Linked DNA regions of Homo sapiens: regions 1, 3, 4, 5 and 6 are each linked to region 2. The links are chromatin contacts, found by Hi-C in ENCODE. All regions are on one chromosome and are shown on one strand. The core of a region is the stretch at or near the end of the contact, and the rest is flanking DNA. Distances in the headings are between cores, read along the strand shown. Region 1 holds the start of NSA2 (NSA2 ribosome biogenesis factor). Region 2 holds the start of XRCC4 (X-ray repair cross complementing 4). Region 3 holds the start of TBCA (tubulin folding cofactor A). Region 4 holds the start of LYSMD3 (LysM domain containing 3). Region 5 has its middle 130 kb from the start of TMEM161B. Region 6 holds the start of CERT1 (ceramide transporter 1).

Region 1 (3,514 bases), core at 916-3,415, 8.3 Mb before region 2:
CCTTGAATCCATTCCCTTTTCATTGGTAACGCCAAAGTTCAGGGCCTCATAGTCTCTCCACAGTTGTGACTGTAATAGACATTTTCCTCTTCTTTAACTCAGTGGTTGTCAATAAAAAGATAATTTGCACAACCCAGCCCTCCCCCGCCCAAGCCTATTCGTTCCCATTTATTCAACAAGAATTTACTGTGTGTCTGCCTACCCACTGCTTTCTAGATATCAGCGTTAATGCAGTGAACAAAAGACAACAATCTCTGCCCTCATACTGCCTCTACCGTAGTCAGGGGATACAGACAACAAACAAAAGTAACGAATACAATACATAGTCTCTCCCATGATGATAGGGTGCTGTAGAGAAGAATGAAGCAGGAAGGAGGAATTGGGACAGTTAGAACTGTAAGTAAAGAGATCAAGGAAGGCCTCATTCAAACAGTGACATTTAAGCAAAGACCTGAAGTAGATGAGGGAGGAAATTCGGGGGATTGAGGGACGGCGGGGAGGGGCGCATTAAAGGCAAAGAGATTATATAACGTACTGTACCTAAAATATACAAATGCTAGTTACTATTTCTGGTTTTAAAGAGAATGATGAGATCACCTTAGAAAATGGAGCCTTAAAAAACTGCTTCAAAGGCGGGGCTCGGTGGCTCACGCCTGTAATTCCAGCACTTTGGGAGGCCGAGGCAGGTGGATCACCTGAAGTCAGGAGTTCGAAACCAGCCCGACCAACATGGTGAAACCCCATCTCTACTAAAAATACAAAAATATTAGCTGGGTGTGGTGGCGAGCGCCTATAATTCCAGCTACTTGGGAGGCTGAACCTGGAGAATCGCTTGAACCCGGGAGGCAGAGGTTGCAGTGAGACGAGATGGCGCATTTGCACTCCAGCCTGTGCGACAAGATTGAAACTCCGTCTCAAAACAAAACAAAAACTGCCTCAAAGCCGGGCGCTGTGGCTCAAGCCTGTAATCCCAACACTTTGGGAGGCCGAGGCGGGTGGATCGCTCGTACCCGGGAGTTCGAGACCAGCCTGGGCAACACGGTGAAACCTCATCTCTACAAAAACTACAAAAATCAGCCAGGCTTCGTGGCGCGAGCCTGTAGCTCGCTACTTTTGAGGCTGAGGTCGGAGGATCGCTTGATCCCGGGAGGTCGAGGCTGCGGTGAGCCGAGCTCGTGCCCCTGCACTCCAGCCTGGGCGACTGGGCGAGATGCCGTCTCAAAATACCCATAAAAACAAAAACAAAAACAAAATACTGCCTCAAATACAAGCACTAAGAATTAATGAAAGTATTCTTTTGGTACAGTTCTTTTTGTTCATCAACTGAATCACGCTGCAAGCTGTGAAGTAATTAAGGGAACTTCTGCAACTGTGCAGTAAAAGGGTAAACCTGATAGTGTATTTAAGTAGACGTACTTTCTGGTAGTTAATTACTTCTTGACACTAGGGGGCCACTAAATACAAGTCCACTCAGCATTTGATTCGGTGCACCAAAATGCCTCAGAAATTTCTGGAATCAGTCCTGTACCTCCAAAAAACCAGAATGTTATCTTCTTCTTTTCTAACAGCTGCAAAGCCCCAGTAGTTCCATTTTTCTGTACACTAAGTTTTCATTCCTCAGTATCCTTCACAATCATGCACACATTACACAGAGTGACCGGAACAAAGATGAGTCGACTTCGCCGAATGATAGAGAAAAACTTCCATACTGAGCGAACACCGAGGGGAGTCCGGAGGCCCTGTTGTCCTCTTCCGTGGCTGGCTGTGTCCGTCGCAGCCTGAAAGGTCAGCGGTACCCAGCGCTGTGACAGGGTCACAGGCGCGCGATGTCTCACAGCTCGGAGCAGTACTCACCTGGCATTAGGCCGCGTGCCGCAGGCCAGCTCTCACCGCTGGGCTCTTGAAGCAGGAGGCGCGAGCCGCGCCAAAGTCTGCAACGGCCTCAAGTCTCGACGCCAGCCTAGGCAAAAGGCAATGTATCTAAACGAAAAGAAAATAGGCTTTCTCCGCTCTACCGCCTCGGGCAGCCACACCTCCACACTTCCGGCGGTGTACCGGCCAAATGCCGCCTGCCAGCAACTTCCGTCCTCCTAGCTAAAAGCGGAAAACAGAGGCTCGGAACCGCTGCGTGGTTCTTGCTCTTCACTCGGCCGTTTTAAAGGGTGACTCTTTCCTGTCCCGGCCTGCGTGGTGTGGGCTTGTGGGTCTTTGAGACCCGAAAATTGAGAGCGTTTTCGCACTCCAGCGGCTGCTCCTGGCGGCTCTGCGGCCGTCACCATGGTAAGGAGGATGCCTCGGACGCTCGCGACACACAGCGTCTGAGTTAGTGGGACCTGAGGACTCTGGGGCGCTGGGGTAGGGGGTGAGCGGTGGTAGGCGGAAATGAGAACTGCCAAGAGAAAAGGATGGTAGACCCGTGGGGTGGGCTCTGAGGAGTGGAAACAACTTCACATTCGAGACACAGACGGTATTTGCCAGAACACAAGCTTTGGAGCAAGATTTTACTCTGTCCTGTTTTCTTTTTTCTTTTTGATCCACCGCTAAGAGTCCTAAAAATTCCTGATTTCACCACAAGCGTGGTTATCAGCCCCAGAGCCTAATGGGAATATGGTTGTCCCTTGTACAGTCTTAGATGTCAGTCCCGCCCCCTTCATTTTACTGCTGAGGAAACTGAAGGCGTCCTTGCCAAAGACCAGACAGCTAATGAATTGCGAAGCCGGGCTTAACGGCCCAGATCTAACTGCCAGGTCCTTTCTCTTTGTGTTACGTCTCTATAATCTGCGTTTCTTTGCAAAATGGCATTCCATACACCCTTCATGTGATTGCTGCAAAGTTTATGTGATAGCAGTTGGTAGCAGCACACCTTGTTGGTTGTTACTTAACATTGCTCTCTGTGCTGGACTTGGCTTTGTATCATTTTTATTTTTGCAGCCTTAAAATACGAATAGACTCACGCCTGGCCGCGTGTTTAAAACGTGTCTAAAATGCAAAAAGCATCCCATACATTGCTGGTGAAAAGAAAAATAATGCACTTTTGGAAAACGGTCTGGCAGTAAACACACGTCCACATGAAGACTTGCATGCAGTTGTTTATTGCAGATTTATTCGTAATCACCCAAAACTGGGAACAACCCTGATACCTATCATCTGGTCAGCGGGTAAACAGTGGTGTATCCATACAATAGCATACTACTCAACAATAAAAAGGATTGAAGTTCCTATACCTGCAGCAAATTGGGTGAATCCCAAAAGCAAGAAACCAGATTCAAAAGGCTATGTACTACTGTTGATCCCTGTTTCATTCTGGGAAAGGCAAAACTGTAGGGATAGGTATCAAACTGAGGGTTGGGAAAGAGGATTGACTTAAAAGTTACATAGGGAATTTTAGGGGGAAATGGAAATTCTTTGTATTTTGATTGTGGTGGTTACAGAACTGTGTAGTTAGGAAAAACTTAGAACTGTATACCTAAAAAGGACAGGTTTTACTGTGTGTAAATTATGCTTCAATAAAACT
Region 2 (3,581 bases), core at 896-3,395:
CAGTTGTAAATTATTACTGCTGATAAACATTTTATCCTTGAAATGCTTTTTAAAAAGATTCTTGGCTGGGGACGGTGGCTCACGCCTGTAATCCCAGCACTTTGGGAGGCTGAGGTGGGAGGATCACGAGGTCAAGAGATCGAGACCATCTTGGCCAACATGGTGAAACCTCGTCTCTACTAAAAATACAAAAATTAGCCAGGCGTGGTTGTGCACGCCTGTAGTCCCAGCTACTCGGGAGGCTGAGGCAGGAGAATTGCTTGAACCCAGGAAGCAGAGGTTGCAGTGAGCTGAGATTATGCCACTGCACTCCAGCCTGGGCAACAGAGGGAGACTCCATCTCAAAAAAAAAAAAAATCATTAAAATACAGTAATTCAGGTTTATTAAGTCATTACCATTGGGTTACCTCACAAATAAACTAAGTTTAGATGCGAACTCAAAGATACTGAGACACTAATCCATTTCTTAAGCTGCTAAGTTAGCCTTCTTGAAACCTCACTTCGTAGCTCTGCAAACAATGTACTTTTGACATCCCAAGCTCACAGGAATAAAAAACCACCTGCCAGTTGTTTCCGTTTTCCACCTATGTCTAATTTATGTACTTATATTTATAAGAAACAAATCACTAAGTCTTATTTCATCCTTAGTTATGTTGTGTTTCTATCGATAACAGCATGAAGATTTCGGGGACCTGGACATTAAAATAAGTTTGAGTACTGGCTTTACAATCTACTAGGTGTGATCCGAGGCAAGTCAGTCTCTTCATGTTTCACTTCTTTCACTTGTAAACATCTATTCAGAAGTTGCTGTGAACTTGATATTTCCATGCTTATAAACTGATTTTTTGAAAAGAGCCTGGTACATAGGACGTGATAATAAATGAAAGCATTTGCTACTTTTGGAAAAACAAGCATGACAAGATAGTTTATATACTGTTGATCTTAAGCACAGTATATGCATCTTATTTTTAGCTAGTCTGACAGTGAGATAATAAAAAGAGTTATCTTTGACTTGCACTACGAGTAGAAGAATTCAACTTCAGTTTCTAGAAAGATGTATAAGAATTAAGAGTGGCAGTCTTCCTAGTCTCAACTGCCATCTTCCCACCAGGTGGTAAATTCGTCCAGAGAAGAAAATGAATTATTGCTATATGGGATTCTGCAGCAACTTCTGTGAACATAGGCTCATAATTTTTCACCATGGAGACTCAAGCTTTTTGGAGTCATAGTTGTTTTTGGGTCTATTTGCAGGCATGCATCCTTTGTCCAGAAATATACATAACATTTGGCACATGGACCTGGAGGTAAAAGAGGAGGAAGGCCTGAGGCTAGACACCACTCCAATAAGTACATTAAGCTCCTAGAAGGGCAATCCACCTTTGCAGAGAACTCTTAACTATTAAAACCTATAGCTTGTAAAGCAGCATTTTCAAAGTTAAGAGAAGAAGGTGGAAGGGTCTTGAGAGGCTACTGACTAAACAGATGAAAATGAAGGTATGGAGTTTGGTGCCAAAAGAAACTCCCCCCAAAAATCAAACAATAACACCAGAGTAAAGCCCCTAGGGCGAGATAAGGAGTTGCAACAAAACAAGCGGAAACTCGAGAAGCGCTAATGCTTCAAAGGGTCAATGACCACACATAATCTACGTAGCCAACGTGTTAAAACACACCAACGCATTTTTTTTTCCTAAACAAAGTAGGAAAGCGGACTTTGCATGAGGGGCGGGCTGCCGACCCAGCAGTCTTCCTCGGACAGTCCGTCCTGATTCTCTCTGGTTGGCCGTGGAGGGACCACATGGCTCCAAGGCCTCTCAGCTCCGGGCCCACACACCCCGGGCTGCCGCACAAACTCCAGCCCTAGTCTAGATCCACAACCCCTTCTCGAAGATCAACCGCGACCTGGGAGCCCCACTTCTTACCATAGCGAGGCCGGCGATGCCGCAGCCACATCACCCTTCCGGGGCTCAGGCGGAAGAGGCTGCATGTCCCGTCTGCCCTTCTCGCCCTCTCCAGCCGTCCGGTTGGGCTTGTCACGGCACCGCCTACCAAGACGGGCGGTTAAGACACTAGGATAGGCTCCTCTCCACCGGAAAAGGCGGGATTTAGATCACGTCCCGCAGGCCGGCGGAAGTAGCTGATACTCTCATTGGTTGCAAAACCTTGATCTGTGAAAGCGGGCGTTTTGGAAGATACCGGAAGTAGAGTCACGGAGAGGTAGGATCCGGAAGTGGGGCTGCCTCTTTAAATAACAAAAATCTGAGGTTCTGTTCTTTTTATCTTTTTGCTTTCTTTTTAAAAAAGTTCCCTGCTACTTACCCCTAGAACTCCACAATGCGAGAATCCCCCTCAATTTGTGAGCTCCCGCGACTTCCTCTTGTGGGCTTTTGGGGATGCTAGGGTTCTCGGCATTATCCTCAGGGTGCGACCTGTTCACCCCCTTTTCAGTTTCTCCGTTTGCATCTGAGGGATTCTTGGGAATGCGAAGCACTTTTGAAATGCTCTGTGTTGGTTGTGGGATTGGGAGGACGGTTGAATCCAGAGGGTAGTGTTGAGTAGGCTGTTTGAGCATTTCCCCAGCACTGGCCTGTCCTTTCAATCCCCAGATATTGGTAAACTGTGGGTTCCAACCAGGCATCGAGGCTGAAACGTACTAGGCAATTTGAGGTCAGGAAAGAACTTTCTGTGGTAACCAATGGGAAGGAACTGCCGTTTGCGGACTGCAGCGATTGATTAGGTACTTTAAAGAGATCAACTGGCAAGACAAATGACAAGGCAACTTTTAATCAGTAGTAGTATTTAGCTTTTTCTGATTTTAATTATCCCATTAGGTGAGGTTCTACTACACACACACGTTTTTCTTTCTGCATTTTATCGATGGAGAAACAGGCGCTTTGACATGTTTGAATTTGCGTAGTTCTTGGAATTCTAATAAAGTATTAGAAATGAGAGTTTTTCACTCTTTGCCCCCTTATGGCAAGCTTTTGGTTCTAAATGTGTGGTGTATTTTTTCTCAGGCAGGAGAGAGTTCTTTTCAGAATGTTTTCAATTTTTTATGGACTTAGAAGGTGGATAGAGAGAAAGAGAGAAGGTAACTCACGTGAGATTTTGGTTTATGAACTGTATTCGGCCTATGAGACCCTTTTGTATTTAGGGCAACACAATGATTAGAAGATTTGGGATTCTGCTATTTGTGTTTACATTGTTCACTAGGGCACACAAAGGTTTTGTTTTAAACTATAACTAACTTGATATTTGAGTCTGTTATATTGAATTGTCAAGAGTTGGTCAAATACACAAATTAGCAAGTATTTACTGGGTGCCTGCTTTATTCATGGATCTTCAGATTGCAGCATAGGAACAAAGATGGTCTGTTCCTTTAAGGAATTTAATAAGGTTGGGGGAGAGGGGAATAAGAAAGGTATTTAAAAGATACAGTACTCTCCACCTAAGGATAAAAAAAGTCTTTTAATGTTCTGTCTTGTAATTCCTTTATATTATACCTTTTAGGTCTTGCCATTCAAATTAAACAAACCTGGTTTAGTTATGGAAATTATGTTGTGCAATTTATCGAGCTTGGCTTT
Region 3 (3,748 bases), core at 1,099-3,598, 5.3 Mb before region 2:
CAAAACCGTCTGAATGGACCCCTCCTCTCAACTAAGGGCATTCTAAAGTAATTCAGGCCATGATGGGAAGAGGGGGTCAGACATGTCTCATTACACATTCCTCCCTTTGGAACTCAGGAACAATTGAGCAGCATTAACATTAAAACAGATCTTAAGGCTTTTTGTAACAATAAGACACCAAATTCCAGCTTTACTCTAGTATGGCATCACAGGACAGATAGCGGGATCTGAAAGAAATAAAAGCATTTTACTCTAAAATATATTTCTTTACATATTTTGAATTGGCCCTGCAAAGATGTCTCTTAAGGGGAAAATCTATATTCTGTAGAGAACCCTCTTCCCTGTCCAGGTCTTTTTCCTGATCCACTAGAAAATTAACTAGGAGTCTGGGACCTTTTTAAGTCTGATAAGAAACATTTACAATCTATTCTCTCTGAAGCCTGCTACCTGGAGGCTTCATCTGCCTAATAAGAACCTTGATCTCCACAACCCCTTTATTTTAACCCAGACACACTCCCTTGTATTGATTCCAGGTCTTAAGATAAACTCTTTCAACGAACTGCCAATTGGAAAACCTCCTATAACTTGGAACTGTCCCCAGCCCGCTTTGGGTTGTCCTGCCTTTCCAGATCAAACCAATGTACATCGTACATGTATTGATTGATGTCTTCTGTCTCCCTAAAATGTATAAAACCAAGCTGTAGCCTGACCACCTCGGGCACATGTCATCAGGACTTCCTGAGGCTGTCACAGGCATATCCTTAACCTTGGCAAAATAAACTTCTAAACTGATTGAGACCTGTCTCAGGTACTTTCTTGGTTTACAGGAATTTAAGCAAATTACAGGACTGCACTACCCATGAGTTTGTGAAAGGAAAAATAAATCTCAGGACCCCAAAATCACTAAGCCAAAAAGAAAAGTCAAGCTGGGAATTGCATCGAGCAAACCTGCCTCTCATTTTATTCCTGAATAAGATAGCTACAAAGATTAAAAAAAAAAAAAAAAAAGCTACATACCTCCCTGACAATTTGCCCCCAAGGAAATTCCTTGTGGGCCTCAAGACCTTCACTCTAAAACAGTTCTGTTGTATTTCACCCTGGCAATGTAAATTGATAGCTTATCTTCACAGGTATGGGACAAAGAACAGAACTCAAAGTCACCCCTCTACCCACCTGAGACAAATGCGTAACTGACTGCTTCCTCTGCCCTACTGTGTATGTAAAATCGCAGATTCATTTAGCCGACTAAGGCATAAGTGACTATTCTTCTATCCCTCTCTCACATGTAAATTGTGTATTAAGTGAAAAGCTGATCAAAGACTCAAAAGAATGCAACCATTTGTCTCTTATCTATGACCTGGATGCCCCCCAACCTTCTAGTTGTCCTGCCTTTCTGGAGGGAACCAAGGTACACCTTACCCATTGACTAATATCTGAGGTCTCCCTAAAACGTATTACACCAAGCTGTGCCCCAACCGCCTTGGGCACATGTCATCAGGACCTCCTGAGGCTGTGTCATGGGCACGTCCTTGGCAAAATAAACATTCCAAATTAAGACCTGTCTCAGATACTTCTGGTTCACAAGTTATTTAAACAGCATCTCACAGCCTCTGGGGCGAGCTTCGGGGAATCTGACTGGAGAAAGTGAGGCCACATAAGTTTGCTGAGTGTGCTAGAAGTTCAGGCCCAGTTCTCAAAGCCTGCCAGTCACGCCAGCCATGTTAGGTCACACGGCTCCACTACGGTCTTTTTTGACGAGGCCCAGATCCTCCGCATCCCCCTAAACTTCAGAGCCTGCTTTCAAGCCCATTTGAGAGCACAGCTGGGATCCCGCTTCCCCGGGCCAAGTTCAGCAAGGAGAGGCCGGCGCGCGCACACAGGAGGCACGGGATCAGGGCCCGGCCCGCCCTCGCAGGCCGCGGCCCACCACCTTCCCACCGCGGGCGCCGAGAAACCGGGCCACCGCCGACTCTTCCGGCAAATCAGAGCGGCCAGTGAGCGGAGAGGGACGGGAAGCGGCGTGCGAGGCTGGCGGGCTCGGGCGTCAGCGCGCCCCGCTGGGTCCCTGCCAGTCCCAGCCAACTGCGGAGCCCCGGGTGCGGCCTGGAGTTCGGAGCCCGCCTCGGGCCTCCTCGGGCCTGCGCTCCGCTCAGCCTCGCGGGCCGCCATGAGGTGACGAAGAGGAGGTGCAGGGCGCCGCTCCCGGCTCCTTACCGCTTCACCACGCCGGTCTTGATCTTGATCTGTCTCACGCGAGGATCGGCCATGGTCCCTCGAGCGCCGCGAGAAGGAGGGGCGGAGAGCCGGGGTAACCGTGGAGGGCGACGCGCAGAGGCTGCGGCTATTTAGGCGTGGTCGCCGGCGCGCATGCGCAGGCTGCGCGGCCCGTCGTCCCCGCCACGCCCCGCGGGGCGGGTTTACTAGAGGGCGGTACCCTGCTCCCGCCAGTCCCTTTACCCCTCGTGCGCCCCTTTACCCGTAGTGAAACGTGCCCTCCTCCTCTCTCTCGGACTGCCCCTCTTTTTACTTCAGGCGCAAGTTACACTATCCCGGTCTCCACAGCCTGGGCCTTTGGGGAAACTAACGTCTCTCTGGGACGTTGCTTTGCGGGATTATCTGCTTAATGGACGGAGTGACCTAAAAAATGTATTAAGGGTATTTTCGATGTCGTTATCTGGTGTCAGATGAGGCAGAGTGATGCATGTGTAGTGAAACAAACTGCCATCATGCACGCAGTCAAGAAAATCCTTGCCCTTTACCTCAAATCCCTGCAAGAAGGTTTGTAGATAACGTGCCTTTCAAAGGAAATGACTAACAGAACTTCTTCAGATGATCACTTATAGTGTATCCTAAATATTTAACTTACAAGAATGTGTGTCGCACACAAAACCTTGGGCTTCCTAATCAGACAAACCGGCTTACAATCGAGGTTCCACCCTTTAATAGCTAGACTATTAGCTAGACAACACTGATACGTATGCTGTTTAGCCTTGCAGCTGATCAGTCTGCAAAATGGAAATAATAATGTCCATTTTACAGATTAGGTATAAGGGTTAAAACACCTAGCTCATTGTCTGACGCATGGTAGATGCTGAACAACATTTGACTATTTTATATGTTCAAAAATATATTTGTTGCATAAAATGAGGCACATCTACAGTGAGCTCTAGCAGTCCCTTCCTAAGAGAATCTCCTGAGGAATACAGGGCAGAATCGCCCTTTTTAAAATTGCTTTTCTTTTTCTTTTTCTTTTTTTTTTTTTTGAGACAGATTCTCACTCTGTCGTGCAGTGGCTTGATCTCGGCTCACTGCAACCTCCGCCTCCTGGGTTCAAGTGATTCTCCTGCCTCAGCCCCTAGAGTAGCTGGAATTATAGGCGCGTTCCACTATGCCTGGCTAATTTTTTTTTTTTTTTTTTTTTGTATTTTTAGTAGAAACGGGGTTTCACCACGTTGGCCAGGCTGGCTAGAACTCCTGACCTCAGGTGAGGCCCACCTCACCCTCCAAAAGTGCTGGGATTACAGTCATGAGCCACCGAGCCCACCCCCTTTTTAAAATTTCTTGGTACCATCCTTCAAAGACACCCATATGACTGTCTTTTTCCTTCCCTAGCCTGACTTACTCATTCTCACTTTCATGACTGGTCCTGGAATCCCCTTCTATCCCGCCAGCCCAAGGCCGTTACTTTAAATCCAGGATCAAAACTGAGCAAAGTCTACTATGACTCACCCCACCTGTTCAATCTTCC
Region 4 (3,856 bases), core at 588-3,087, 7.5 Mb after region 2:
GTCTCAAGCATTTCAGGTAAGGACTACCCAACCTGTACTTTCTAGGCATATACTTATCATAAAATGCTTTAAAACTATTTAATATAGTTGAATCCAACCCTTGAAAAGCACTTTCTGACCTTGCTCTAATGGCAATATTATAATGCTTTAAAAGCTCAAGAGTTCCTATTCAGATAACACAGATAACTAATAGCTATATGTTAAGTAGATTATTTCAACTGTTCTCTGAAGTGCTACATTATTACCAAGAACTAGGATTCCTAACTTGACAGCTATGAAACTAAAGAAAACTATCACATTTTATATCTCAAAAGCAGTTTTGAAGTCATGACCACATCTTTTCCTCCAAGGATAACAGTTTTATTTCCACTCATTTAACCAGGTCTTTTTTTAATCTTGTGTCTTTAACCTAGGGAATGTCTTTGAATCCTGTAGATTCCAGGCAAATTTTATACATATGTATATTTTTCTGGGGAGAATTTTCATTGCTTCATATTCTCAAAAGGCATCCATGATCAAAAAAGTTAAGACTTAATATACAGCAATTTACACTTGGCTATACCGACCTACTTATGTGTCTTGTTAGACAGTTTCACCCTAATAATTTGTACTTAGAACTTCAAAATTGGCTTAGTAGTGCAGCTAACTGAAAATCACTAAGCAATGCCCCAAAGCCATTTTAGATACTTGTTTCTATCAACCTCTCTCCACGATATATTTCTAAATATAATTTAAAGGTCAGAACTTCACCTGTCTCACTATCTCTCCACTCCCCTTTATAATGAAATGCAGGCAGCTGACTATCGTGTTACAAATCTGGGTATTCTGAATGATCAAGAACTGGCTGTGTCTTCAACCGAAGTGAACAGACTGACCCAGGCGATCACTCCAGTCTACTACTCAGAGATTAGAAAATACATAATATTTAAGTCATCTGGCTCAATTCTATTCACCTCTCTTAATTCTCTTAGAGCAGGAAAAAGGCACGAACTCCCTTTCAGAAACTTGGAACAAGCCTGCGTGCTACCTAGATTACGAGGGGCCACAAAACAGTGTTAAAGCATTCTTCAGCTCAGTCTGTAACTGAAAACGGTTTCCCAAACACCTTCGTACTGTAGAATGGCTGCTGGGTGTTTCGCCTTGACCTTCTTTAACTAAGCAAGGTGCAATAAGAGGGTCACAGGGCACAAGTTAAAGCTGCAAAGGGACAGAATCAAAGGCACCCTATCCGCTGCCAGGGACAATTTTGTTTTTTAAAACTTAACTACCTCCTCCCTCTGTATTCCACACGTCAAGTTTTTCTTTCCCTGCTATCGTCAGCGAAGATTACGTCTCAGAGTCTTCTGTCACAGCATGACACTTGAACGATGTGACAAGATGCCGTCAGCGAATATTTCACGCCAACATAAAGTCGTGGGAGAAATGCTGTGTTTGGGTGGGAAATTAGCTGCCCAGGTAATCCAGCAGGTAGGCGTCCTTCCTCTGAGCCTCAGTTTCCCCGACAGTGTGACAAGAGGGCCTGGCAGGGCTGGTCTGGAAGTTCTTCCCTGTCTCGGGGGTGTCCGCCACACGGGCCGAGCCCGGCCCTGCAGCCCCCACCACACCTGTGGCCGAGGCTCAGCGCCTCCCGTGAGGACGCAGCTGGGGCTCAACCCCGCCCTCCTGGACCGGGCTACCCTCACCTCCTGCCACCATCTTTACCTGTCCCCGTTAGCAGGGAGCACTCTGCGAGAAGATGGCCAAAAGGTCCGCCGCCGCCGCTGTCCCGGGTAAGTTCATGGCCGAGCCTCTGCTTTGGGCTGACCCCGTCCGCCTCCGCCTCTGCCGCCAACGTCTCCGCCTTCCGGGCCGTACGCCGCCGCCACGTCCGCAAACCTGAGATGCGTCATCGCGTCAAGTGGGCGGAGGTGGGAAGGGGCGGGGGAGGACGCGGAGGGCAGCCCAAAACGGGGGAGTCCAACCACAGGTCCACGCCCGGCACGCAGGCGCAGGGACTCCTCCGGGGCCCGGGGGCGGGTCCAATCCCCGGGCCCGGGGGCGGGTCCAATCCCCAGCCCCGCCCTTGACTCCGCTCCTTCCGTGCCGCTTCACTCCCCGAGGAAAAGATTTGGTGGCCAAGTCAGCGGATCCAACCCGCGACCACCAGCGACCTACTGGCTGCGTCTTTGTCCAGCGTCCACACTGCGCTGGCAGAGACTGTCGGGTGCACCCTGAGGACGAGGCGTGGCTCAGGATGTGTCGGGGAGCTGTCTTGCATTTTTTTCTTGCTGTGCATCTCGAATTTTCTTTAGGGTGGGAAAGGACACCTCAAAAACACTGTTGACATCACGGTTTCAGAAAATTGCGCCATGTTTGTTACCCTTTTCATGCTGAAGACTCCAGACTGCTGCAGAAGAGGCAGAATTCTGGAGAGAAATCCTTGGGGGACCGAGGACGAGGGTTGGAGGGGGTTGTCTCACCCTTCCTGTTTTTAGGTGAGGGAAGTGAGCCACCTAGAGTCAGGCCCCAGGAAATGTTTTCCCTGGCTCGAGGAGTCAAGGGAGTCAACAAATTGTAATCTAACTTATTTTGGTTTGAAAATTAACTGAGTCATTGGTAGTCACCATTGGACTCTATGGAATATTAGCTTATTAAATAAACTCATGACTTCATACATGATTTTTATCACAAATGTGTTAAATGAGTATCATAATGTGTTTGAATTTATGTATGACTTTGGCAAAAGCCGCAACTACTTTTGCACCAACCTAATTAATGAATGTAAAGCATTTTAATGAGTCTGATGTCTCTCAGTGTTGATATTAGAGACGTTGCACTTTGACAACCATGCTAACTGTTACGACAATATCCATTTTAGGCACAAATAGCTGGGGTGCAGGGTGCAGAGCAGTGCTTTTCAGAATGTCTGAATATTTATACATTAGAAAGCCTTTGAAGCTTGGTTTTAAATTGTTTTTCAAAGAGTATGTTTTTGGTTTTCTGGTAAGTGCCTCTGCAAAGGTTAGGAGTTTTGCATTGCAATAGTTTTCTTTTATTAGCAGGGATAGGCACTGTGCTTCCCAGCGCCACAAAAAAAAACTGCAGGAGAAGACTTTTTTAAAAAGTTTGTCTGAATTGTTCTGTGTGTTGTTGCCCTCATGACACCCCTGTCTGTAACCATTTATCACTGAGACGTTCTCTCATCAGCAGACAAAGGATATATTCCCTGCTTGATATGTAGGACTTCGGCTGCTTAGCCCTCATGAATGTTAATGGGAATACAACCTTCTTTCTGTCTATAGGTTACTTTTCTTATTTTAATGTCAATAGACAGCGGAATTAATGTGAGAGCCAAAGTGATAGATTTCAAGCACTTCTATAGGACCGATACCTGTATCCTTCATATAAATAACTTTCTCAAAGATATCTGCATGCTCTTGAATAGTTATTTGTATTTAACAAGGATGCAAATATTAAACTTTTTATAAAAATGGAAGAATAGGATTATATTTTATTATTAGAATATACAAAAGAAGCAGTTAGCGTGAATTTTGGCCAAGTTCCAAAAAGCCGGCCAGTAGGAACAAGCATTTTGTCTTTGAGAAAAAGGATGTCCCCAGTGCTCAGCAGAGCCAAAGGATTTTTAGTGTTTCAAGATTTCACCTGACACAGTTTCTGTTAAAACGCTATAGATGAAAGAATATGTCATTTCTAGGAATATGTGTTTTAGTCACTAACGTTTAGTTTTTGTGAGTTGCCCTAGAGTAGAAGTTGTACTGAAGTGAGAGTGTAAATTGATGCAACCTGTTAGGCAATATCTATCAAAATTTTAAATGCAACTGACTGAACTATTACATTGCTAAGTAATTACCTTAGA
Region 5 (3,615 bases), core at 565-3,064, 5.1 Mb after region 2:
AAAAAGAGCAAACTGTTGATACACCCAACAACACAGATGAAGATCAAATCCATTATGCTAGTAAAAAGAAGCCACACAGAAGAAAGCTACATACTGTATGATTCTATTTATATGACATTCTGTAAAAGGCAAAACTACAGGAATGGAAAACAGATCAGTGGTTTCCAGGGTTACAGGATATTGGGAGGGATTGACTGCAAAGGGCAGCACAAAGAAGTTTTGGGGGATGATGAAATTCTGTTTCTTGCTTGTGGTCGTGATTACATTACACACTGGTAAAACTCAAAGAATTTATATCCCTGAAAAAGTGAATTGTACTGTATTTAACCTAAATATCAAAAGTTCAAAAGCTTCACATAGTTTATATTTCTCATTCTCATGTATTCAAGAAGAAGAATTGTCTTTCAAATATTCCTACTAAACTCCTGCTTATCACTTTCAAGAACTTAGCTTCAAAGTTAGCTCTTCTGTAAAGCCTTCCCATACCTCTCTATGTTCTGGCTTCTTTCTAAGATTTTTTTAAGGAAATAAACATTACTCATATAGCCAATATCCATGTGGATAAAGGCTCCTTCTCTTCCAGGGGTCTCCCCCATGCTGGAGTTCGCACGCATTCTTCCCCAACATGCTTTTATACTTTTATTACATAGTTACGTACCAACAAATTGTTATGGGAAGGATAATTTTACGTTAATAGATATTAATATTGCATCAATATCACATTTTTTTTGAGACGGAGTCTTGCTCTGTTGCCCCGGCTAGAATGCAGCGATCTCGGCTAACTGCAACCTCCGCCTCCAGGGTTCAAGCAATTCTCCTGCCTCAGCCTCCCGAGTAACTGGGATTATAGGCGCCTGCCACCGCCCCTGGCTAACTTTTGTACTTTTAGTAGAGACGGGTTTCACCATCTTGGCCAGGCTGGTCTCGAATTCCTGACCTCGTAATCCACCCTCCTCGGCCTCCCAAAGTGCTGGGATTACAGGCGTGAGTCACCGCGCCCGGCCAATATCACATGTATTCTTTTGCAATTTGCTTTTTTTCATCCAACATTGCTTTTAAGATAGTCAATTCATAAAGAGTATTTCACTGTAGGGATATGCCAATACATTAATTCACTGCACTTTTGACAGATATTTAAGCTGTTTCCATGCTCCATGTTACACTGTGCCATATTTATCTGTTATTATATCTCTTCTTCTTGCAAGACAATGAGCAATTCCAGAACAGAAAGCATCCAGAATTCCTATCCCTTTCCCTAATTTCCGGTACACCTGCAAATCACTGCCTGCGTAATGTGTTTCGCATGGAAAAAGATGCTGTGTACCTGGCACACAATAAGCACCACTCCATAAAAATGTGTTGAAAGAATAAAAGCTGACAAAATGTTATTTTAAATCTTGCGGTCTCTACTCACTTCTCTGCGGTGTAAGATTTAAGGGGGAACTGACTCAATTCTCACTAAAAAGTCCCTTAGTATTCCAATGTGGACGTAGAGAGATCTATGAAACAAGGTCACTTCACAATTCTCTTGCTTTCGCGTTAGAGGATCTCAAAGCACTACACAAACCGCGATTTTCTCCAGTGATTTTTCCTCTCAATGTGCCTCAAGGTCAGTTCAGAGCAGTATTCAAAGCTTGAATACTCTTCACCAGCAGCTGTAAAGGGCCGGAAAACCAGAGTCTGGATGTAAATAACAGTAACAAACTATTCCCGGATCTTGTTTTTTCTTTTCTTTTCATGGGTCCCCGTTTGCGCTCTTAGTCGGCTTACCCGTCCTGTTCCAGGAGCCGACAGGGAACAGCCCACCTGGAGCAGGTCTTGGGCCACCACTCGCCCCGCCCCCCGTCTCTACTCCTCACTCGCTCTCCCCGCTCCTATTAAGCAGCCAACGCTGGGTGATCTCCTCTCCAGTTCTTCGTGGTTTCATTGTAGCCTTGATATACAAGACAAATGCACACTTTACTCTGGGCTTAAAAAACCATCTATCATCATCCTTTGGGCATGACAAATACATTGTGTGTTTCAGAGAAATTAATCTGGTATTTAGGGGGAGAAAGGCATTTCCAACCAGTCTCCGTGCAGAACCTTCCCGCAAACCCTGTAGCGGCATTTTTCGACACTTTTCTCCTCCTTTCGGCAAGCCTCAAACTTGACCTTCGAGAGGATTTTAAGGGTAGAGCCTTCCTCCCTTTCCCTCGTCTGCTCCAAGAGCTCACGTAGGCCTTCTTCTGGGAAACAGCGGCTCAGGACCAGAGCTCGGAGAACTGCGCGTCCAGGAGCGCGGGCGCGGCCGGGGAAAAGGGAGGAGGCGGCAGGAGGGGGCAGGAGGTGGAGGGAGGAGGAGGATCGGTCTGAATATGCATGAGGCACCCAGCACTGCCCTCTTCCCCGGCAGCTGCTCGGGCGGGGGCGAAGGAGGGAAGGGGAGGGGAGGGGAGGAAATGAGGCTGGGGCGGGGTGGCCAGAGCAGCCGCAGAGGCTGACGCGGGTTTGGAGAACGGAAGAGATGATTTGCATGGCGCCTGGTGATTGGCTGATGGCCGGGGGCTGGGTCTGAGAGGCGGCCCCTGAATGGTTTAACGGAGGAAATTACAAGATTCATTCGACTAAAGAAAGCCGGGGCGGGCCTGGTCGGCGCAATATGCAGCCTGTCCGCAAGGGGGCGCGATGGCCTATCTTTGTTCTGGTTAAAGGCTCCTTTTCCCTCCTCCCCCGCCCCCGCCTCCGCCCCCGCCCCCGCCCCCACCCCCCACACACAGACACACACGCAGAAAGTGCAGAGAAACCCTGTGATCCAGTCAACTGGCTCTGCCCCATCTATTAAGAAAGATGAACACTCCTTTCTCTTCCATCTCCTTCATGGGAGACCACTTTTCATTTCAGATTATCACATCAATAAATATTCTTCGAGGAATAAAAAAGGCACTTTGCCAAAAGATAAGAGAATATATATGCAATGTCTGGATTGTGGAGAAAGACAATACATGAAGGCAAGAGAATAGGCACATATATGTAAATATGCACATAATCACCTCCGAGAACGCAAAGCACGGGAGGTAGAGACAAACAGAACACCTGGAGAGAACACATATCGCTCACAAGGTTCTCACAGGCTGTGCACGCTCTTCCACACACCGAGGCACACACCCACTGACCGGCACGCAGTCTCCCCCTCCACACACACACACACACACACACACACACACACACACACACAGAGACGGACCTCAGAAAAGGCATCCAAATGAATTCACACTCAGTGGAAAGACTGCCGAGAAAATACTAGAGAAGAATTAAAATGGTTCATCCCCTCCCCCTCCAAAAAAAATACTCAAGCGAAATGACTCTATTTGCATAATACTAATATACGCAGGACGCAGACACGGGCAAGAAAAAAAAAAGGCTCCATTTGATGCACACCAGAGAATGGGTGTATACACACACACACACAAACACGCACACACGCACGCGCGCCTGCGGGCGGGACACACCCACAGCCTATGTCCTCCGCCCACGGGCACGGGCAGAGCACCGATGCCATCAACAGCGCTCAGTACAGTTGTCCAGAAAACACCAATGCGAGAAAAACGAAAGAAACCCACCCTATTCAGCCAA
Region 6 (3,440 bases), core at 235-2,734, 7.6 Mb before region 2:
TAGTATCTTATGACCAGCTTGTTGAGGGACTGGCCCAGCTCCCCCTCTCCAAGTTAACTGCTAGCTCCAGCCATGTCTAAAAAAGTTTAACAGGAAGGGAGAGAGAAGTCAAAAAGGCTACGTGAATCTTCTTACAGCAAAAACTTAAAAAAAAAATCCCCACAACTATGTAATATCAAGAGATCATCCACCTGCAGTCCTATAATGACTGCTTTGCTAAAATTTTGATACAGGGATTTTAAAAAATATATAAAAGATAAAACATCTTTTCCTTACCCTCGACCCCTTACCGCAAAAATATTTTATTATTAAGTAATGCTCTTCCTGGACTAAAGATCAGTCTCCATTCTCACATGTTCCAAGTTACTATGAATATTTCCTGTACCCATCATGTGCCGATTCAATATCTCTATTCTGAACTAAGGTACAGGGTGAGGGAGAAAGTCCTCCACATTCATCTGTCTCACTACATCTAACCTAGCAGAATTCAACACCTCAAATTTCAACACCAAGCTGAGTCGCTCCAGCTTCTGTCGAAAGAGTTGCGTCCGCAGTGCCCCCCAACCTACTCGGCTTGGCATCCTCAGAGAGACCAACCTCTTTTAAGAGGTCCGACTTGAACCGCTCCCATGCCCAGTCGTTCGGACACCGCTGAAGCCCAACCCGGATTCCTTACACCCGGGACAGCTGCCGCCCTAAGTCCCAAGTCACGGCGCGCATCTGGCCTCCCAAACTGGATCTCAGGTTTATACACCCTTTCCCTGGTCCTCGGCTGCCCCCGACGAGCCCCCGGGCAACAAGGACAGTGCCCCTATATCCCCGCCTCATCCCTAGTCGCTGCAGCAACACTCAGCCTCGCACCCCGGCACGTTCCGCGCCTCCCGCCAGCCCCACCCCACCGCCTCAGCGGATTGCCTCGCTGCAGGTGAGTCTGGCCAGGGGTCCCTTGGCACCAGGGGTTGCTCACCTTACTGAGGACCCCGCAGCGCTCCACAGGCGGCCCAGACTCCGTCTCTGGATCCTCCTCCGAGCCCGACGAGTTCCAGCTCTGATTATCCGACATGGAGGCTCGACAACCGAGCAGGAGACCGGCCCCCGCTCCCTCAGCTGCGCCGGAGGAGGCGCCCAGTCCTCGGGGTGAAGGGTCGGGGGATGGCGAAGCGAAGAGTGCCCGCTCCGGTGTGGGGGGGAGCAGGAGGAGGGACGAAGTCCGCCCGCCGCGCCGCCGCCGCGCCTGACACCGAGCGGAGCGAGGAAGGAGGACGAGCGGTGAAGGAAGCCTACCCTTCCAGCCGTCAGCCGCCGCCGCCGTCGCCGTGACCCCTGCGTTGCGCCCGGCGCTGCCACCCGAACTTAGCCCCCTCGATGCCAATTTCAAATAGGGAAGGAAAAGGGAAAAGAAGGGAAGAGAAAATCCGGCCGCTGAGTCCCGCGTCCACTCACACCTCCGCTACCGCCGCCATCTTCCTGCCTGGCCCACTATTTACCCTCCCCTCCCCTGTCCTTTCCCCTCCCCTTCGTCCTCCCATTCTCCCCCACTACTCCCCGCCCCGTCCCCCTCCCGGCGTCTGACGCGACACGCCGAGCCTTCGGGATCCTCCTCCCGAACCCTACCTCCGGCTCTCCCGGGTGACGACGGGTAGAAAAGCAGGAGGAGCGGAGAAAGGAGAGGGCGGGGTAGGGATGCAGCTGTGCTGCATTCTGGGAAGGGCGTTGGTCCGTCGCTCGCGCAGCCTCCTGGGAGTTGTAGTCGCGATCCTGAGGTAACGGGTGAGTATCCCGCGCGGGGATCGCTTGTCCCCTTGGGGCCTTGTCAGTCGGTGGGTGGGCTTCGTTTGACAGTTGCGTGACCAGCCCCTCGGCCTCGCTTCTATCCTTGCCTTGTGTGTTTATGACGAACCCTCCGGGCTTGCGGGCCCAGACGTGAGAGAGCTTTCCGCTGAAGATGACGGGCCTGCTTTCCAGGGCGGCTTGTCGAAAGCCCGGGAGCATCTGGCCGCTTCCGCCTCAACCATGGGCTGGGGTTTTGTGAGCTACTAGTGCCAAGGGTTTTCTTTCCACCAGACCACCGCTGTAAATCTCGAGGGTCTTACTCATTAGAAGTTAGAATTCACATTTGACGTTTAAAGGAAGAATTTCCTTAGTACCTTCTCACAAGCACGCACTTCGCATTTTTAGATTTCTAGAGTTTGCTTTGTAGAAAGTAATTTTGAGGTTGTCAGAGAATAAATGACGTTAGAAAGGTTTTTAAAGTAAAACAAGAATGTGAGATGATAGCCTGGGATTTTCTCTTGGTTGTAAATGAATATCTTACTGAGAACCACGTTAACCATGCCTGCCCCTCAAAGATAGGAAAGGTTGGATATATAGAAACTTTCTCGTATTAGAAATACCGAAGTGCAGTGGTTTTGTGTGTACAAGGGATTAGGCAATAGGAGGCTATTTTTGTTTTAAGACTAGGGTTGAATTAGCAGAAAGACCAATAGAAGATCTAACAACTCTTGTCAGTTGTCAAGGATAACTTTGATTATGAGACTTTGACTTTGTAGCTTCAGTAATTTCCTCTCGTTAGCTATTTTAATATAGTCGATTTCCTTGTAATTGCCAAGAGTAAAATTTGTTATTAAACCTTAGAAAGAGTACTTTCTTACTACAAGGATGGGACGATAGGAGCGAAATTTCGAGTCTAAGGGAAAACGCTGGCCGAGTGTGGTGGCTCACGCCTGTAATCCCAGCACTTCGGGAGGCCGAGGTGGGTGGATCACCTGAGGCCGGGAGTTTGAGACCAGCCTGGGCAACAAGGTAAAACCCCGTCTCTACTAAAAATACAAAGATTAGCCGAGCATGGTGGTAGGTGCCTGTAACTCCAGCTCTTTATATCCTGGTTTCAAATCTAGGCTTGATGACCTTCTCCCATATCCCAGTATCATATTTTTTTCTTCCTGCATGGGGGATTAATTACGATTCTGAATGGTTGGTAGCATGAAGCTAGGTTATCCCTATCGTGGCAATGGATATTTAAGTAGGCATTGCCAATATTTATCTTGCTTTCTTTTACTTTCTTCTTTTTCTGACCATCCACACTCCATTTATATTGATGAGTTCTTTTACTAATATCAATTATTATTATATTATGCTCATACTGCCATGTCTTATTCTGCAGCTTTGATCCTTAAGGTGACTTTGCATATCTGTCTAGGACTCCTTTATCTGTTGATTTTTACCATTTAAGTCTCCAAAGACAGCTGTATTTTTGGAAAAGTGGGAGGGAAGAGGTAGATGGGGATACTCATTGATACCTTAATGCACTTCACAGCTGCTTGAGAATATGTCAGATCTCATAAAAAGTTCTAACATTCGAGAATAAGACAGTGATTTCAGAAATGGAATTTCAAAGGGTGTGTAGGCCACCCTTTTTATCCTGTTTCCTATTGTAGAAA

The links. Hi-C counts contacts between places; a loop is a spot of excess contacts on that map. Pooled maps may share reads with other maps.
Region 1: a loop to region 2 is called in a pooled map, with 4 times the contacts of the local background. The contact joins the promoter of NSA2 here to the promoter of XRCC4 in region 2. A Hi-C loop is called at or near these places in 2 of 50 pooled maps.
Region 3: a map of CD4-positive, alpha-beta T cell shows a loop between it and region 2 (26-fold over the local background). The contact joins the promoter of TBCA here to the promoter of XRCC4 in region 2. A Hi-C loop is called at or near these places in 2 of 168 maps with a recorded cell type or tissue (CD4-positive, alpha-beta T cell and naive thymus-derived CD4-positive, alpha-beta T cell) and 8 of 50 pooled maps.
Region 4: a loop to region 2 is called in a pooled map, with 12 times the contacts of the local background. The contact joins the promoter of LYSMD3 here to the promoter of XRCC4 in region 2. A Hi-C loop is called at or near these places in 6 of 50 pooled maps.
Region 5: a loop to region 2 is called in a pooled map, with 17 times the contacts of the local background. The contact joins the enhancer-like site here to the promoter of XRCC4 in region 2. A Hi-C loop is called at or near these places in 6 of 50 pooled maps.
Region 6: a loop to region 2 is called in a pooled map, with 21 times the contacts of the local background. The contact joins the promoter of CERT1 here to the promoter of XRCC4 in region 2. A Hi-C loop is called at or near these places in 5 of 50 pooled maps.

What each region holds. Positions count from the first base shown.
Region 1 is chr5:74,765,084-74,768,597 of GRCh38, forward strand. NSA2 (NSA2 ribosome biogenesis factor) reads left to right here and starts at 2,166. Exons shown (of 6, transcript NM_014886.6): 1 at 2,166-2,280. The coding sequence starts at 2,278. GFM2 (GTP dependent ribosome recycling factor mitochondrial 2) reads right to left here and starts at 2,034. Exons shown (of 21, transcript NM_032380.5): 1 at 1,855-2,034. RefSeq lists an enhancer at 1,747-2,186.
Region 2 is chr5:83,075,402-83,078,982 of GRCh38, forward strand. It overlaps XRCC4 (X-ray repair cross complementing 4), which reads left to right and starts at 2,146. Exons shown (of 8, transcript NM_003401.5): 1 at 2,146-2,214. TMEM167A (transmembrane protein 167A) reads right to left here and starts at 1,993. Exons shown (of 4, transcript NM_174909.5): 1 at 1,920-1,993. The coding sequence starts at 1,922. RefSeq lists enhancers at 1,109-2,074, 1,731-2,000, 2,075-3,040 and a silencer at 2,061-2,150.
Region 3 is chr5:77,773,991-77,777,738 of GRCh38, forward strand. TBCA (tubulin folding cofactor A) reads right to left here and starts at 2,349. Exons shown (of 4, transcript NM_004607.3): 1 at 2,215-2,349. The coding sequence starts at 2,267. RefSeq lists enhancers at 1-43, 44-928 and silencers at 1,946-2,115, 2,236-2,495.
Region 4 is chr5:90,527,747-90,531,602 of GRCh38, forward strand. It overlaps LYSMD3 (LysM domain containing 3), which reads right to left and starts at 1,838. Exons shown (of 3, transcript NM_198273.2): 1 at 1,702-1,838. RefSeq lists enhancers at 1,109-1,609, 2,235-2,494 and a silencer at 1,875-2,124.
Region 5 is chr5:88,139,022-88,142,636 of GRCh38, forward strand. No RefSeq gene overlaps it. Among named protein-coding and RNA genes, the nearest start is that of TMEM161B, 130 kb to the right of the region's middle. RefSeq lists an enhancer at 2,054-2,555 and a silencer at 2,418-2,467. Within about 2 kb of position 1,815, at least 9 of the 41 ENCODE cell types and tissues checked have a DNase peak (open chromatin) inside an H3K27ac peak, as active enhancers do.
Region 6 is chr5:75,510,145-75,513,584 of GRCh38, forward strand. CERT1 (ceramide transporter 1) reads right to left here and starts at 1,485. Exons shown (of 17, transcript NM_001379029.1): 1 at 968-1,485. The coding sequence starts at 1,063. POLK (DNA polymerase kappa) reads left to right here and starts at 1,747. Exons shown (of 15, transcript NM_016218.6): 1 at 1,747-1,770. RefSeq lists enhancers at 842-911, 1,662-2,041.